Regions from separate parts of the Mus musculus genome. Here region 1 is linked to region 2. Evidence: chromatin contacts called from ENCODE POLR2A ChIA-PET data. All regions are on one chromosome and are shown on one strand. The core of a region is the stretch at or near the end of the contact, and the rest is flanking DNA. Distances in the headings are between cores, read along the strand shown. Region 1 holds the start of Gmpr (guanosine monophosphate reductase). Region 2 holds the start of Mylip (myosin regulatory light chain interacting protein).

Region 1 (7,843 bases), core at 1,003-3,502, 120 kb after region 2:
GTCTGTAATGACTGTTAGGCATTTCCTTAATTAGTGATGGATGGGAGAGGGCCCAGCCCATTGTGGGTGGTGCCATCCCTGAGCTGGTGGTCCTGGGTTCTATAAGAAAGCAGGCTGAGCCAGCTATGAGGAGCAAGCCAGTAAGCAGCACCCTTCCATGGCCTCTGCAATGGCTCCTGCCTCTAGATCCCATCCCTGTTTGAGTTCCTGTCCTAATTTCCTTCTATGATGAACTGTGATGTGGAAGTATAAGCTGAATAAACTGTTTCCTCCCAAACCTGCTCTTTAGTTATACTGTTTCATTGCAGCAGTAACAACCCTAACAATTTTTAAATTTTATTTATTTATTTATTTATTTATTTATTTATTTATTTATTTATTTATTTTGAGACAGGATCTCTCTATGTAGCCCTAGTTGTCCTGGAACTCACTATGTAGATGAGGCCAGCCTCACAGAGATCTGTGATCTGCCAGTTTTTTTCTTCTGAGTGTTGGGACTAAAGGCTTGCGCCACCACCATGCCCTAACCTTTCCTTTTAACCTATGAAAATACTTGAGTCAGATACCCTCAAGGTCACCCAACTGGAACGTGACCAAGTTTTCAACCTAGACAGAGGCCCCAAGACACTTCATTTACGTAAGCCTTGTTTTGTTTTGTTTTGTTTTGTTCTGCTCCTGTGTTCATCCCCCCCCCCCCCCCACACACACACACATACACACTTTTCTGCTTTAGCTGGAACACTGGTCATGCTCATTGCCACTGACTGACACAGTCTCAAACCCACCCCCTCTTTGGATAATCACCCAATGGTTTCTTCTTGAGCACACTGGAGGCCTGTCTCAACACTTGGTGGGCACACTGAGAGGGGAATTAGGGAAGCCAAAACTTTTAGCCTTTTGTAAGTAAGGGCACAGTAAAGAAAGCTCCAGGATGGTGAGTTTTCATTAGTTCTGGAGAAGGTTTTTGTCTTAGTCACCGTTCTGTGGCTGTGAAGGACCAACCAAAGCAGCTCTTATAAAAGAAAGTATTTCTTTGGAGCTCGATTACAGTTTTGGAGGCTTAGTCCATTACCATTATGCCAGACAGCATGCCAAGCAGATGGAATGACCCTGGGCCTCAAAGCCCACCCCCCACCCCCCAGTGACATACTTCCTCCAACAAGGCCACACCTCCTAATCCTTCTAATCTCTTCAAAAAGGTTCACTGTTCACAGGTTGATTACTAAGCATTCAAATATGGGAGCCCATAGGGGCCATTCCTGCTCAAACCACCACACTTTTTATTGTAGATAAGAAAGAAAGAACAGCCAGAGGCACCTGGAGGAGTCCAGAGCAGAGAGGAAAAGAAGACTGGTTGTGGATAGGCTTTTTGTGGGGAGGATAGAGAAAATAATGGGGGGGGAGAAGAATAGCAAAAATGATGAGAGACTCCTACCCTCTACAAGGAGGAGGTGGGAGAGCAGGTCAGCTGGAACAGCCTTGGAACTAGCATAGTGGAGGGTGAGTTGGGGAGGTGAGAACAAGAAGGCTCTCTATCACAGGGGCCTTGACATTTCTTACAAATGTGTGTTACCAGAGGAGCCTGGAGGTTGACTTTGGTCTGTGATATGTAATCATGGGTATATGCCAAAGAAGGTGGCCCTTTCTCACGTATTCCGAAAGAATCCTGCATGTGAGCTCTGATCTCCAGCAATCTTTTTGTCTACCTTGCCAGCATTCAGCAGGAGCTAAGCATTTGACTATCATTTTGGACCAAGTCAGTGAGCTCTCTGCTTCTCCCTCCTTAGAGGGGGTTTGGGAATTCACTTTGGAACACATATGAAGGCCATACTCTACAGCCAGGCTTAGTGGCTCATGTCTTTGGCAGAGGCAGGCAGATCTCTTGTGAGTTTGAGGCAGGCCTGGTCTACATAGTGAGTTCCAAGACAGCAAGAGCTACATAGTGAAACCCGGTCCTAAACAAAACGGAACAAAACAAAACGTACTCTCTGGTCTCCTAACCTTCTCCTTTGGTCACCCCTATGAGTACGATCAGGGTATACCCCGGGGAATGGGAGACTTTGTGCAAGTCTAATCCGCACCCATTTCGCAGCTCAGCCCAGGTCAGAGCTCTCTAGGGTGCTGCATGGCAGAATCCAGGCTCACTGCTAGACTCAAGCAGAAGGAGGGGGCGCTTAGGCAGAGAGAACTGGGCCCGGGGCGGGGCTCAGCTCAGAGACCCGGGATGTGGGCGGGACCTGGAAGCCGGGGGCGGGGCGCTCCCTTGGGGCGCCTGGCGTTGGGGAACGGAGCTGGGGGCTCCGGGTGCGCGGGCATAAGAACAAGGCGTGCGCACCGGGTTCGCGGAGCACCAGTCTGCGCACAGCCACCCGGGCGCCACTGTACGCACGCGCCCCGCAGCTCCCGGCTGACGCCGGCCTTCGCACCGCCTCCGCCGCAGGAAGCTACCGCGCACCGCTAGCACCATGCCCCGCATAGACGCGGACCTTAAACTCGACTTCAAGGATGTTCTGCTGCGACCTAAGCGGAGCAGCCTCAAGAGCCGATCCGAGGTGGGGCCGCTGGCATACCGCCTTCGGGTTGGCAAGGGGGAAGTGGGTGCAAAGGGAGGCACAGGGTGCCTTAATTGTGCCCGAGGCAGGGGCGTCACACCCTTTCCCCCACCTGAGAAAGGGGGAAGGCCAGTCGGTTTTCTCTTACACCTGGATTGTCTCTAGTTAGGGCCAGTGACAAGGGGGTGCTAGTTCGGGCCTGGAATTATAAATGCGTCTGCCTACCGGTGGTGGGCTTGGGGAAGTTCACACTGACACAGAGGAGCTAAGATCAACCAACCGAATGTCCAGTGACTTTAAAAGGAATGGTCTCAGGAGAGGCGCTCCGGGGAGGAGAGGAAACAGTGGGGCTAGGATGAAAGGAAGGGAAATACAACTGCAGATTCAAGCTTGGAATTTGGAACAGTGTTTCCTGGCGCTGGGACCTGCCTCTGCTGATTTAGCATCAGGTCCTGTGTCTGCGAACCGGGCGGAAAAGCCGGGCGCTCCCGGCAGGCACTTCTTTTCTTTTCTCTTTTCTTTTCTTTCTTTCTTTCTTTCTTTTTTTTTTTCTTGAGTTTAAATGGTCTTGCAGGAGCTGAGCTGGGGACCTGCTTTTTGGTGGCACTCTGCGGTACTGGACAGCTTGCAGTTCCAGCCCAGAGTAATGCAAGCGGACAGCGCTGGGGTGAGGGTCATTTGGGCCATTTGGAAGTTAGTTGTACCATGATAAGATGAGCGCCTGGGAACAGGTGGAGACGGGAGACGGCCGAGGTCAGACCTTGAAGGATAAATAGTTTTCTAGAAAGGCGGAGCTCGCTGGTGGAGTTGTTCCTGAACCGTGGCTTGGCTCTGTTGGGGGGAGTTCAGGAGGAAGAGCCTGAAAGGACAGGGGCGGGGGTTGGGGGAAGCTAAGCCTGCCTGCCCGCCCCATCCCTTTTGCTCAACAAACAAGACCATAAATAAATCCCCTCAGCAAACAACTCGCTCCGGTGCCCAGGCCCGACTGCAGTGCCTGCAGCTGCCAGCTGAGGGTTGGTATGAATTAGGACTGCCTTCTGGGCTAGCCAATGAGAGAGTAGAACTTTCCTGAAGCAGGGGTATTGGCAGCTTGGAGGCAGAACTGGACCAGGCAAGACTTGGGGGGTGGGTTAAGGGGGAGTGATGGACTCTTACCCATCCAGATTAGATGCCACTGGGGCTGCTGGTCATCCTGTGCTTTCAGATGCTAAAAAACAGGGCAAACCCTTGGAACAAAAATAAACACTAGAGAACCCCCCCCCCTGCACCCACCCCTACCCCCGGAGTGTTGAATAGAAACTAGGAGCCAGTAAATTCCTAAACCCAGGTCAGGATGAAGTGTTTGCATTCTAGGCTGACTAATAATTTGGTGGCTTCAGTGTTTGTCTGTTTTTTTTTTTAATGTTTGTTTAAATTTTAGTTAGACATGAGCCACTTATTTATAAACACATACACGTTTATCCATCCACAGCAAGGGTCTATGCATTTTCTGAACTAGCAAAGCTCTTGAGAAAGGGCAGTGTTAATATTTACGTGAGCCGTATGATGTCATGCAACCCCTGGTTTGGGGCTGATGGCCTCTCTTAATGTCCCAGCCTGGGTTGAATCTTGGAATCTGTGTATACCTGTCACAGTGAGAATTGTGCCCTAGAGGACTGTTGTCTCATATTGTAGCTTTTGTGAGAGAACTACCTGGATTGGCTCTTCCGATTGTTTGTGGTCTAGCCTCCTGTGGCTGGCCACTCCTGCCTGGTGGATGAGCTCACATAATGCCACTTGCTTGCCTGGCACTGCAGAAGGGGCTGCCTTGGCCTCTCTACCGTTCCAGCTCAGCGTTTCTCGTGCTATCAGGCAGGCACAACCAGGGGCTTGAAGTGAGTTCGCCCAGGTAGAAATAATATGTAGAAGCGGATTGGAAACAGTGGGGTAGATAGGCAATTAACATTTCAACAGCTTTGAGGGGGAGGCATAAGAGAAAATGGATACCAACTAGAACAGAACCTGGCAGGGATGGGTTTTTACCAATGCAGCAGTTTGTTCAGAACCAGACCTGATTCATCAGCTTACAGGAAATGAAATTTGTTCCAGAGGCAGGGGGACAGGGAGAGTCGTTGCAACTAGGCAATGCATTTATGGAGGAGCAGGCTAGTCATCTCCCAAGTCTATCTAGCTCAAGGTATCAAAGATGGAAGTGCCACAGGGTTTGTTGCCTGAGTTAAGATTTTTGGATTTCTCTGAAACACACGAGGCAACCATCATTCCATGGGACCCAGTACTGGCTTTAACAACCCCATCCCAGTTCTTAAGTAAGAATTTCTGCTTGTGTGAACATATTTATGCATGCTTTATATGCACACACGTGTGTGTGCAGATGCACTAGTGGTGACCAAAAGTCAGCCTCTGGTGTTATCCCTCAGACACTCAGGCACTGTCCACCTTTTAAAAGATTATTATGATGTCATTTTTGAAGCAGGAACTTTTGCTGACCCCCCGCCCCCCCCCCCCGAACTCGTGGAGCAGTCTAGTCTGGCTGGCCAGCAAGCTCCAGGGAACTCTGCCTGTTTCTGCCTCCCCAACCCTGAGGATTATAAGTGTGCCTCTATACCCAGCTGTTTAACTTGAGTTTTGGGGAATCAAACTCAGATTCTCATGTTTGTATGGCAAACGCCTTAGTGACTGAGCCGTCTCTTGGGCCCACAAGAGTTTGTTTGTTTATTTGCTTGTTTGTTTGTTTGTTTGTTTTTAACTTTGAACATGTGAACACCAGATTTTGAAAGTTGGGATTGGAGAATATGCACTGTAGAGAGCCATCTGCTTGTCCTAGGACAGGGCACATGCAAATGGCCTTCCATCCGCTTACAACCCTATCACGATTGTTGGACCATTGAAGAGAGATAGGTCTAGCAGTCCCCATCTGTGACAGGCTGGCCCACAGGGGACAGAGAACAGGACAGAGTGGAGAGAATCTACAGTAAAAGGGGGCTCCATTAGTCTCAGTTCTGATCCTGTGTATTTTCTTACCTTGGCATTGTGTCGAGAGCTTGCTCCAACTGGGAACTACAGAAGAGGTGGCTCTACCATCAGGCTGGTTTGTTTCCTGGTTAGGCAGGCTGGTGGTCTCTGAGTTGTGTCTATGGGGTAGGTTTCTTTTGAGAGCTGTTTGTGAGGCAGTCAGTACCTCCCACGAATGTCTCCAGCTCTTGCTGGCTACTTTTGACCCTCCTCAACATGTAAATGCCCAAATCTAGCCCCTAACTTCAGCCCTGTAACTTCACCTTTGTTCTCCTTTGGTGTTCGTGTGTCCAAGTGTTTCCCTTTTGATAAGAACATTGATAAGGGTTTTTCTAAACCCTAGGTGACCTCAACTTAACTTGGCCACTATTCTCAAATAAGGTTCCATTTCACAGGTACTAGGGTTAAGAGTTCAGTACCATTTGGGGGAGCCACAGTTTAACCTGTAACAGCCTATTTAAACTTTGTTTTGTGGTGTTAGAAGGCCTGCCCAGATTTGTTCTTCCTCACGAGTGCCTCGGAATCACCGAGGGAGGCACTCTAAAATATAGTGTCCAACACGGAAGCTTTGACTGATGCAGCTTGGGAGAGGTCTTGACATGTTTGCGGAGATCATCACCGTGTGAACCGTGGGCTCCGGCTCTAGATGCCCTTTGCGCTGAGGGACTGCGCGGCTCACAGTGGTGCTAAGCTGTACATGCACATTTCAGAAGCACAAGAACCCGTGGAGAAGCTTCCTGGGGGGTCACGTCAGTATCCAGAAAGGCCTGTCCCAGGGAGTCAGGATACTGGAATTCCCTTCCCAAGCGGCTGCAATCTGATCCTGAGGCCTTTGTGGTCCATTTCCTGGAATGTTTCCCCCAAAGGCTAACCATGCTTCTGGGGCATCCTCTCCCACTCCAGAGTCAAGTGGCAGTTGTTTGCGATGGTGTTGGTGGCAGTCCATTGGGCTTAACATACAGACATGGCCTCACTCAACCTTAAGGATTTGGGAAGGAAATGTGTGTGGGTGGGTGGGTGTTCCCGGTACTGTCCTGTACCTTTCTTGCCATGTCCATGCATGATTGCTTTGTTAGGACAGTGTAGCATATTTCCTGTAGTGGCTCCTTAAGCTTAGCTTGGCTCGCTCATTACATTACATGCAACTGCCCATAAATGTGGCTGTGTGTACTTTAGACCTGCGGAGTGCTGGGTAATGATCAGACTGACCCAGTAAAGAAAACAGAAGTCATTTTAGGTGGTGAAGGGGGGGGGGAAGTTTTTGAGTTTCTGAGTGGGTATTTTGGGGTGCTGTATCTGGGGGGCATTCAGCAGCTGTGGTAGAGTAAAACCCTGGGAGGTTGGAGTAAACTATTTATCTCTGTGTGAACAAGAGGACTGTGTGTGTGTGTGTGTCTGGGTAGATAAGGTTAGGACAGATAAGTTCATTTCTCTTTCTTAGAATTAAATATCGGGAAGAATCTGCCTTATATCATTTGGGAGGGAAAGGTTTGCTGGCAGAGCCTAGTGTCTGCTAAACACAGGTTTTACTGCTGAACCCCATACCTCCAGTGCCAGGAATCTGCCTTGCAGAGATAGGAAGTGAAGGGTTCATTGTCAAGGTTGAGTGAGTGTGTGTGTGTGTGTTTGTGCATGTATACAGGCATGCATGCGTGCGTCCTGCAGATAGGTTTTGGTATGCCAAGATATATATTGTGATCTCAGCTGGGGACAGAGTGCAGAGGCTCTTGTACATGTTAGACAGAATTAAAAGAGTATTTGAGACCAGGAATTCTGTTTTCAGTCTGGACCCAAGGATGGGAGGGGGCTGTAGTAGTGCGGAGCAGAGAGGAATGGCCTCCCTCAGACATCCTGCAGGGTGTCAGCCTGGCTTGCTTTACCAACAGAGGAAGTTCAGTTAGAGAGGAGACACCATCTGGGAGACTCATGGGAAGGCAGCGACTCACTTCCTCTCTCCGCCCACCATTTAAGGCTAGCCTTCTGGACTTGGAGAAGCAAGAGAGCACAGAGAGGCTAAAGGTCTGGGTTGCAGCACAGTGTGCTCTGATTTAACTCAGACCGTGAAGTGCAAGTTAGACAAAATGGAAAAGGTAACCATTTGGAGCCGGCTGGTTGAAGGCAGCGATTGTCTGTGCTCGCAAACCAGGGTGCACGTAGGATTAAAGTTCAAACTTCTCCTCATCAGTTCATCCTGGCCACAGAGTCCAGTGAAAGCAATGAGTGATAGAGAGTATTTAAAAAAGGGAATCTATTCACATGCAGTGTGCGTGTGTGTCCAC
Region 2 (6,837 bases), core at 2,708-5,207:
TGGGCTTTAAGACAATCTTCCACTAGCAGCCTTCAGATGAAGATATAGAACTCTCAGCTCCTCCTTCACCATGCCTGCCTGGATGCTGCCATGTTTCTGCCTTGAGGATAATGGACTGAACCTCTGAACATGTAAGCCAGCCACAAATTAATGTTGTCTGTATGAGAGTTGCCTTGGTCATGGTGTCTGTTCACAGCAGTAAAACCCTAAGACATGTACTGAGTTCATCAATTCTACCACTTTGATACAGTTTTTTGCTTTTGTTTTGTTTTTACTTTTAATAATCTACATTCGTGCGGGCCATATTTTTACTGTACTAGCTGAGTAAAGCTTTATTCTTTTGGTTCAGGGGTGGGGGGAGAGGAGGACAGGGTCTCACTCTCTACCCCATGCTGGACAGAACTCAATTGTAGTCCAGATTGGCCTCAAATTTATGATCGCCTCCCTGCCTCAGACTCCTGGGTGCTAGGAATTACAGGCAGGAACATCATGCCCTGCTTGAGAGCAACGGAAAGCAGACAGCAAGAGCGTCTTCCTTGGCTTCAAACACGACTCAATCCGTCTCACTTCTCAACCTTCGGACCTGGATATTCCGAGTCTCTTATTTTGGAGCTAGACTCAGCTGGGGCTTAAAACTGGCTCCAGACGCTCTGTAGCTTTAGCAGATGGTGGAGTCTTCTAAGAAGCAATTCTGCGGTGGGTTTTCTATTCCCTAACAGAGTGTTTTAAACATAACGTGCTTTCTCACGCAGCCTTCTCATCTCTTAACCAGTCTCTGTCTTATCCCGGGGAAGAAATGACAGGAGGGAAGAGACAGGACGCACAGCCTCCTCCTCCACACACAGCCTCCTCCTCCACGCGCACCAGGAGAAACCTGGATCGATCCTTTTCTCCCCAGACATCAGTTCTTTCCCTGGCCTTCTGCTTTTAACTTTTTTGGAGGGTTTTGTTTGCTTGTTTATGCCTCTGCGTGTTTTATGTCTGTTTTTTCACATGCTCCGTGGAGACCAGGGGTTGACATTAGACACCAATAACACGCTTCTGCTTTGTGAAGTTTTTCAATTTTATTTTTTGAAAGGCAGAGTCTTTTACTAAACCTTGAGCTCACGGATTGGCTAGACTATCTGGCCAATGAGCCCCTGGGTTCTTCCTTTTTTCTCCTCCCGACCCAGGGATTAAGAGCACACACCACCAAGCCCTGCTTTTTATGTGGGTGCTAGGGTCCTCAAGCTTCCACAGCAAGCTCTTTATACACTTTTAGACAGAGTCCCACTGTGTAGCCCAGGCTGGCCTCAAACTCATGATCTACTTACCTCAGAGGCCTCCCAAGTGCTGGGATTCCAGGCATGTGTGCATGTGTGCCACAACATTTGGCTAAGAGTTTCAATCACTCAGTTCATTCACTAATTAATTTTTATTTATTTAATTTTTTATTTAATTAATTTGAGGTCTAGTCTTTAGCTAAAGATATCCTCAAACTCCCTACTTAACCTACAATGACCTCAAGTTTCTGATGCTTCTACCTCTATCCTGCAAGTGCTGCTGGGATTGCTGGCCTGGTGTCACACCGCTGCCATTACACACAGTGGTGTCTCACCACTGCCATTACACACAGTGGTGGCACACTGCTGCCATTACACACAGTGGTGGCACACTGTTGCCATTACACACAGTGGTGGCACACTGTTGCCATTACAGACAGTGGTGGCACGCTGTTGCCATTACACACAGTGGTGGCACGCTGTTGCCATTACACACAGTGGTGGCACATTGTTGCCATTACACAGTGGTGGCACACTGTTGCCACCAGGGCCACTTGATGGTACTCGGGGCTAAGTCCATACTACGTGATCACTTTATCAACTGAGTTTCAATCCCAGCCCTTGATCTCTTTTGTTAAAACCACCTCTTTTCTTCAGTAGTAACTGGCGATGCCTTAGTTTAATTTTTACACTTTAGTGTTCATATATGTAACACGTATCGGTCAGAGGACAACCTGTGGTTGTTGCTCCATGGGTCTTGGGGTCAAATTCAGGTCATCAGGCTTGGTGGCAGGTACCTTAATCCACAGAGCCCCTTTGCTGGCTCTTTTCTGGAGATACTTGGTTTTAAAATGATTAGCTCTTTATTGAGGATCTCACAGAAGGAATTCAATGGATGTGGGTTAAAGAGATGCCTATGTCATTGTTAGCCATGCAACTGGTTTGTAAGTAACTGATGGTTGTTAAATTTTTCTTAATTAAAAATTTTAAACCTGACATTTCCTTCGCTTCTACAAATTATTTAGCTGCTCATATTAAAAATATAAATATAGAATCATTTCTATGAAAGAAAGCCATTTAAAAAAAATCCTTGCCAAACCCCAAAGTAAGATAGTTTTAAAGATAGTTAAATAGAAATGTTTCTGTTTTTGTTTCTTGTCTTGTCTTTGTTTATTCTGTTTGTTTATTTTTGTTCTTCTTCAGCTCCTTTCTACTCCCAGTATCTAGGAATTTCCCCAAATCTGTCCCCTAAGTTCCCCCTTGTTTAAGCTGGTTAAGTTTTGGCCTTTCAAAAATATTAAGCAATACAACCAATTTCCATGTTGCCTCCTCTCCTTATGGTGAAATTTCCAGCGATGGGCCACAGATTAGATAATCTAAATGTTATCTCCCAGGTACACGTGCCAGACCTGCTTCCGGGAAGGAAAGGAATGAGCAGTAGACCGGTGGATGAATGCAAGCTTACACTGGACTTGGAGCAGTTCGAGAACTGTACCATGTGTTCCTGAAACACAAAGCCAAAAGACTGAACAGTTCTCTCCGCGAGGGCTCTGCTAAGATCCCAGTCCTTCTCCGATGTTTTCCCCATCGTCAGAAATAAATATCACTGAGCCCAAGTACGAGGTGCACCACCAGGTTGAGCTATACAGCAAGACTTCGTCTTAAACGCACAGCAAACAAACGGCACAGAGATAGGGTCATTGGCAGGCAGGGATGGCTAGATTGCTTCCCAGCGGTGCTGGGGCGAGGGGGGGCGGCTTGCAGGAGGGGGTGTCCAAAAATAGCTAGTCTCCATTCTGCGAGGACACTGAGCTTCAGAGAGATGGAGTTTTCCAAAGATCCAAGGCTGAAACCCATATCTCCCGGCTTATCTTAGAAACCAAAAAAGACAGTATAGGCCAAGAGAAACAGGTGGTAAAAATATGAAGGTTGTACACCTTTAACCACTAATCTCTTGTATTGAGATTCCCATCCTGCTAGGTCCTGAGATGAGCCTGTTATCTTTAAGATGGGGTAACATCTGGGTGTCTGAAAGAAAGGGCAGGGAGTGTACCAGGTGTATAGTGAACGAATTGGATGAGAGATAGGCTGGGTGACATAACTTGGTAAGGTGTTTCAATGTAGCAGAACCCACACATAGAAACCCTTGGCACGAGTTAATATAAGAATGGTGCTTGGATCAAATTACCGGCTTATATTGGGTCAGCTGCAAAAACTTTTCTACTTAGATTCTTCTTTTGACAACCCACGGTGGCAAATGCCAGCGGAAAAGCCTCTTCTTTAGGCTCTCTGTCTTGCTTGCTTCTCTTTTGGCTTTCACAAACCACCTGGTTATTAGAGTAACCCCACGCAGGAGTCCTGAGAACCGTAGTAGCAACGTAGCATCACAGGAGCCTTTGATCACAGTTCTCTCAAACCCGGACAGAAAGGCGTCCCCTGGAGCTGCGGGCGACAGCGGGCTGGGAGGAGCGTCGCCCAGTGGCAGAGGCCGCGACCGTGCTGGGGATTGGGGAGAGGATGGGCTCCCACCTCCCGCAGCTCCACAGGCGGTGCCGGGAGGCGGGGCTTCAGCCCACCGAGACTGGGAATTGGTTGCCGGAGCTGGGGAGGAGGGGCAAGCACGCTGTGATTGGCGGAGTCCGGTGCCGGAGGGGCGGGGCCTCTATAAAAGACGCGTGCCTGTAGCGGCGCAGGCAGTAGGGCTGTCGGAGCGGCGCGGCCGTGTAGCTCCCGGGAACTGGCTGTCGTGGGGGTGGCGGGGACGCGAGTGGCGGCTGCGTGGGGTGCAGGGCGGGTGGCCGCACGGCTGCACCTTCCTCACGGAGCCCGGAGTCGACTTGGAGCAATTGCGGTGAGGCGACAGCTCCGGCGCACACCCGAGAAGAAGCGGCGGTGGCGGCGGCCCCAGCCATGCTGTGCTATGTGACGAGGCCGGACGCGGTGCTGATGGAGGTAGAGGTGGAGGCAAAAGCCAACGGCGAGGACTGTCTCAACCAGGTGAGGGCGGCGATCGGAAAGGGGATCCCTTCTTGTCCCCGGGAAGCCTCGGGGCTCGGGGATGCTCCCCGGGAGCCGGGCGACGTTGCAGCAGCGGCCCGTGGAGTGCTCCCGGGACGCCAGGCTCCAGCCTCCTCCTCCTCCCCGCGAGTGGAGAGTGCGGTGGGGGGGGGGCGGGGGGAGCATAGAGGACGCTTACGGTGGGGGATCCGGGGCCCGGAGACCAGAACACTGCTGGGAACCTCCACCCTGTCCGTTAGCCTGGCACTTTTCTCTAAAGAAGGTGGCCCGGCACACCTGCCGCAGGTGTGTGTGTGTGTGATGCCTCCCGTGGAGTCCTTGCAAAGCCCGGCAGCGCCACCCGCGTCCCGGGATGAGATGGTTGCAAGCGGTCGCTGGCCCCGGGGCTCCCTAGCTGATCAGGTGGGCCCGAATCTCAAGCCGCTTCTCAGAAGGACTGTTCACCTGACACTCTAGGCTTGCTAGGGATCCAGAGTATATTGAGTAATTTGCGGGGGACGGTTCTGCAGGCAGCCTCCTTCTTGAGGGGTCTTTACACGTGTGTTTTCTTAAGGGTGACTAAGGCTCCTAACGGGGTGTGCCTAATGGATATTGGCAGGCCCATTTGACCCCTTGAAATACTGTGTCTACGAGACCTGTGGACCTGAGCTGTTTGGAAAGGCGCTTGTAAAGCTTAGCTGACACTTGTAGCATGCTTCCTCAATGCGTTTGTGTTTTTGGAATCCAGATGGTTAAAACTGTCCAGATAATACGCTGCCAAATCAGCTGTGCAGATGGTGCTGCGGGGCGGAGGGGGGGGGTGGCGGGGGGAATTCCAGCGATTGGAATAAGAAATAAAACACCCTGTGTGTTCTTCTACCTCAGCCTTTTGGGAAGTCTGTTTTGGGGGGACCCCTTTCCCTGTGCCATTGGTCAGACCCTAGAAATAGTCAAGCAAGGCCAAGCCTCCACTGGAGGGCTGCGTTTTGGCTTTGCTGTTTCCTTAAAACCTTGTTTTTCCGGTCGGTCTACCAACTGGCATTGCAAGAAGGTAGAACTTTGGGAAAGCAGGGGCCAGTCCTCTCCTCGGATGGAGCCCTTAGGTTTGCACTGCTCACACCCCATACCTTTGGTTTTGTTTTTAGGTGTGCAGGCGTCTAGGGATCATCGAGGTTGATTATTTTGGGCTGCAGTTCACGGGGAGCAAAGGTGAGAGCTTATGGCTGAATCTGAGAAACCGGATCTCCCAGCAGATGGATGGGCTGGCACCTTACCGCCTTAAACTGAGGGTCAAGTTCTTTGTGGAGCCTCATCTCATCTTACAGGAGCAGACAAGGTAAAGCGAGGCCGAAACAAACCAATGTCAAGTACACCTCAGATTCCATTTAGTGGTAGCTATCGTGCCCTCCCGGAGATGTTCCCTGGCAAAATTGACTTGGTGCAAAGGAAGTTCAGGAAAAATTCAAGTTTTCCAAAGCACAGTTGGCCTGGGTGGGTTTTTCAACACTTGGTTTTTTGTTTTGTTTTGTTTTTGTTTTTCCTGTTCTGTATAATATTAGTGGGAGAGGCAGGGTTGACTTCTTACAAACAAAAAGAAAACCAACTTCCTGACAGCTTCATCTAACGCCCGCTAGTAACCCCGCCTCAGCAGTGTTACTACAGGTCACTGTAGACCGTTCTAGCGGAAAGCAGGAAACAGTTCCTCTTGGGTTACTTAAACTTGGTCAGTCCTCAGCCTAAGTGTCAGATTACAGTGTGTAGCAGGAGCGGCTCTGTCTGGCCTCCTACAGATTTTAAAACTTTTTTAAGTTTCACAAAATCTTAATAAAAGAACTCTTTGAGGGGCCACTGTAAAGTAAATTTCAGCCTACAGATTTATTAAAAATGATTGTTGGACATGTGTTGTTGTTTTTTTCCTCCTTGTTAAACTAAGGGCCACCAGCCATGGTAGACAACCGAAGCCTGTGGGTGTGGTCTCCTTTTCAAACGACCAAAATACACACACACATACCCGGTACGTTTCCCTCTGAGCTGACTATATAATACTTTTCTCAAAGATGAACCAAAATAGGAAGGTGATGTTTAATATTTATTACCAAAATGCAAGAGACTACAGTGGCGTGTGGAAAAAAGGAAAATGATTGCTTTGAAAGCCACAGCAAACTTTGGATCCCAGCACTGATGTTTTCCATACTCCTGTGGCTTGGCAATGGGCCACGCATGTGAAACACGTGATCCTGCAGATTTCGACTCCTAATGGGGAACAGGCTCTTCTGAGAGGGTTTAACTTACCACTTTTTTTTATTTACTAAACAAGCGATGGAAACATTAAAAACTACCATCCATTTGGATTTGGAATGTCCACTTTGCCTGCCTTGCTGTGGCCTTTTAAAGGTTGAGAGAGATTTTGTTTATGAAGGAACCTGGCATAAGAAATTTTTACTGTTTCTGAAAATACCTTACAAATATTCATGTAGTGGCATACTTACAGATGCTGAACTGTCTGTATTAACCACAAGAGGCTCTGTCCTTTTTTAAAAACATTTACTCAGTGTCTCTGTGTACTTGTGTATGTGTG

The links. ChIA-PET counts read pairs that join two places held with the same protein, here RNA polymerase II (POLR2A).
Region 1: POLR2A ChIA-PET joins it to region 2 with 12 read pairs in Patski. The contact joins the promoter of Gmpr here to the promoter of Mylip in region 2. POLR2A ChIA-PET finds 5 or more read pairs at or near these places in 2 of 5 experiments (Patski and embryonic stem cell).

Annotation. Positions count from the first base shown.
Region 1 is chr13:45,505,192-45,513,034 of GRCm38, forward strand. It overlaps Gmpr (guanosine monophosphate reductase), which reads left to right and starts at 2,253. Exons shown (of 9, transcript NM_025508.5): 1 at 2,253-2,552. The coding sequence starts at 2,466.
Region 2 is chr13:45,385,785-45,392,621 of GRCm38, forward strand. Mylip (myosin regulatory light chain interacting protein) reads left to right here and starts at 3,958. Exons shown (of 7, transcript NM_153789.3): 1 at 3,958-4,259; 2 at 5,405-5,595. The coding sequence starts at 4,173.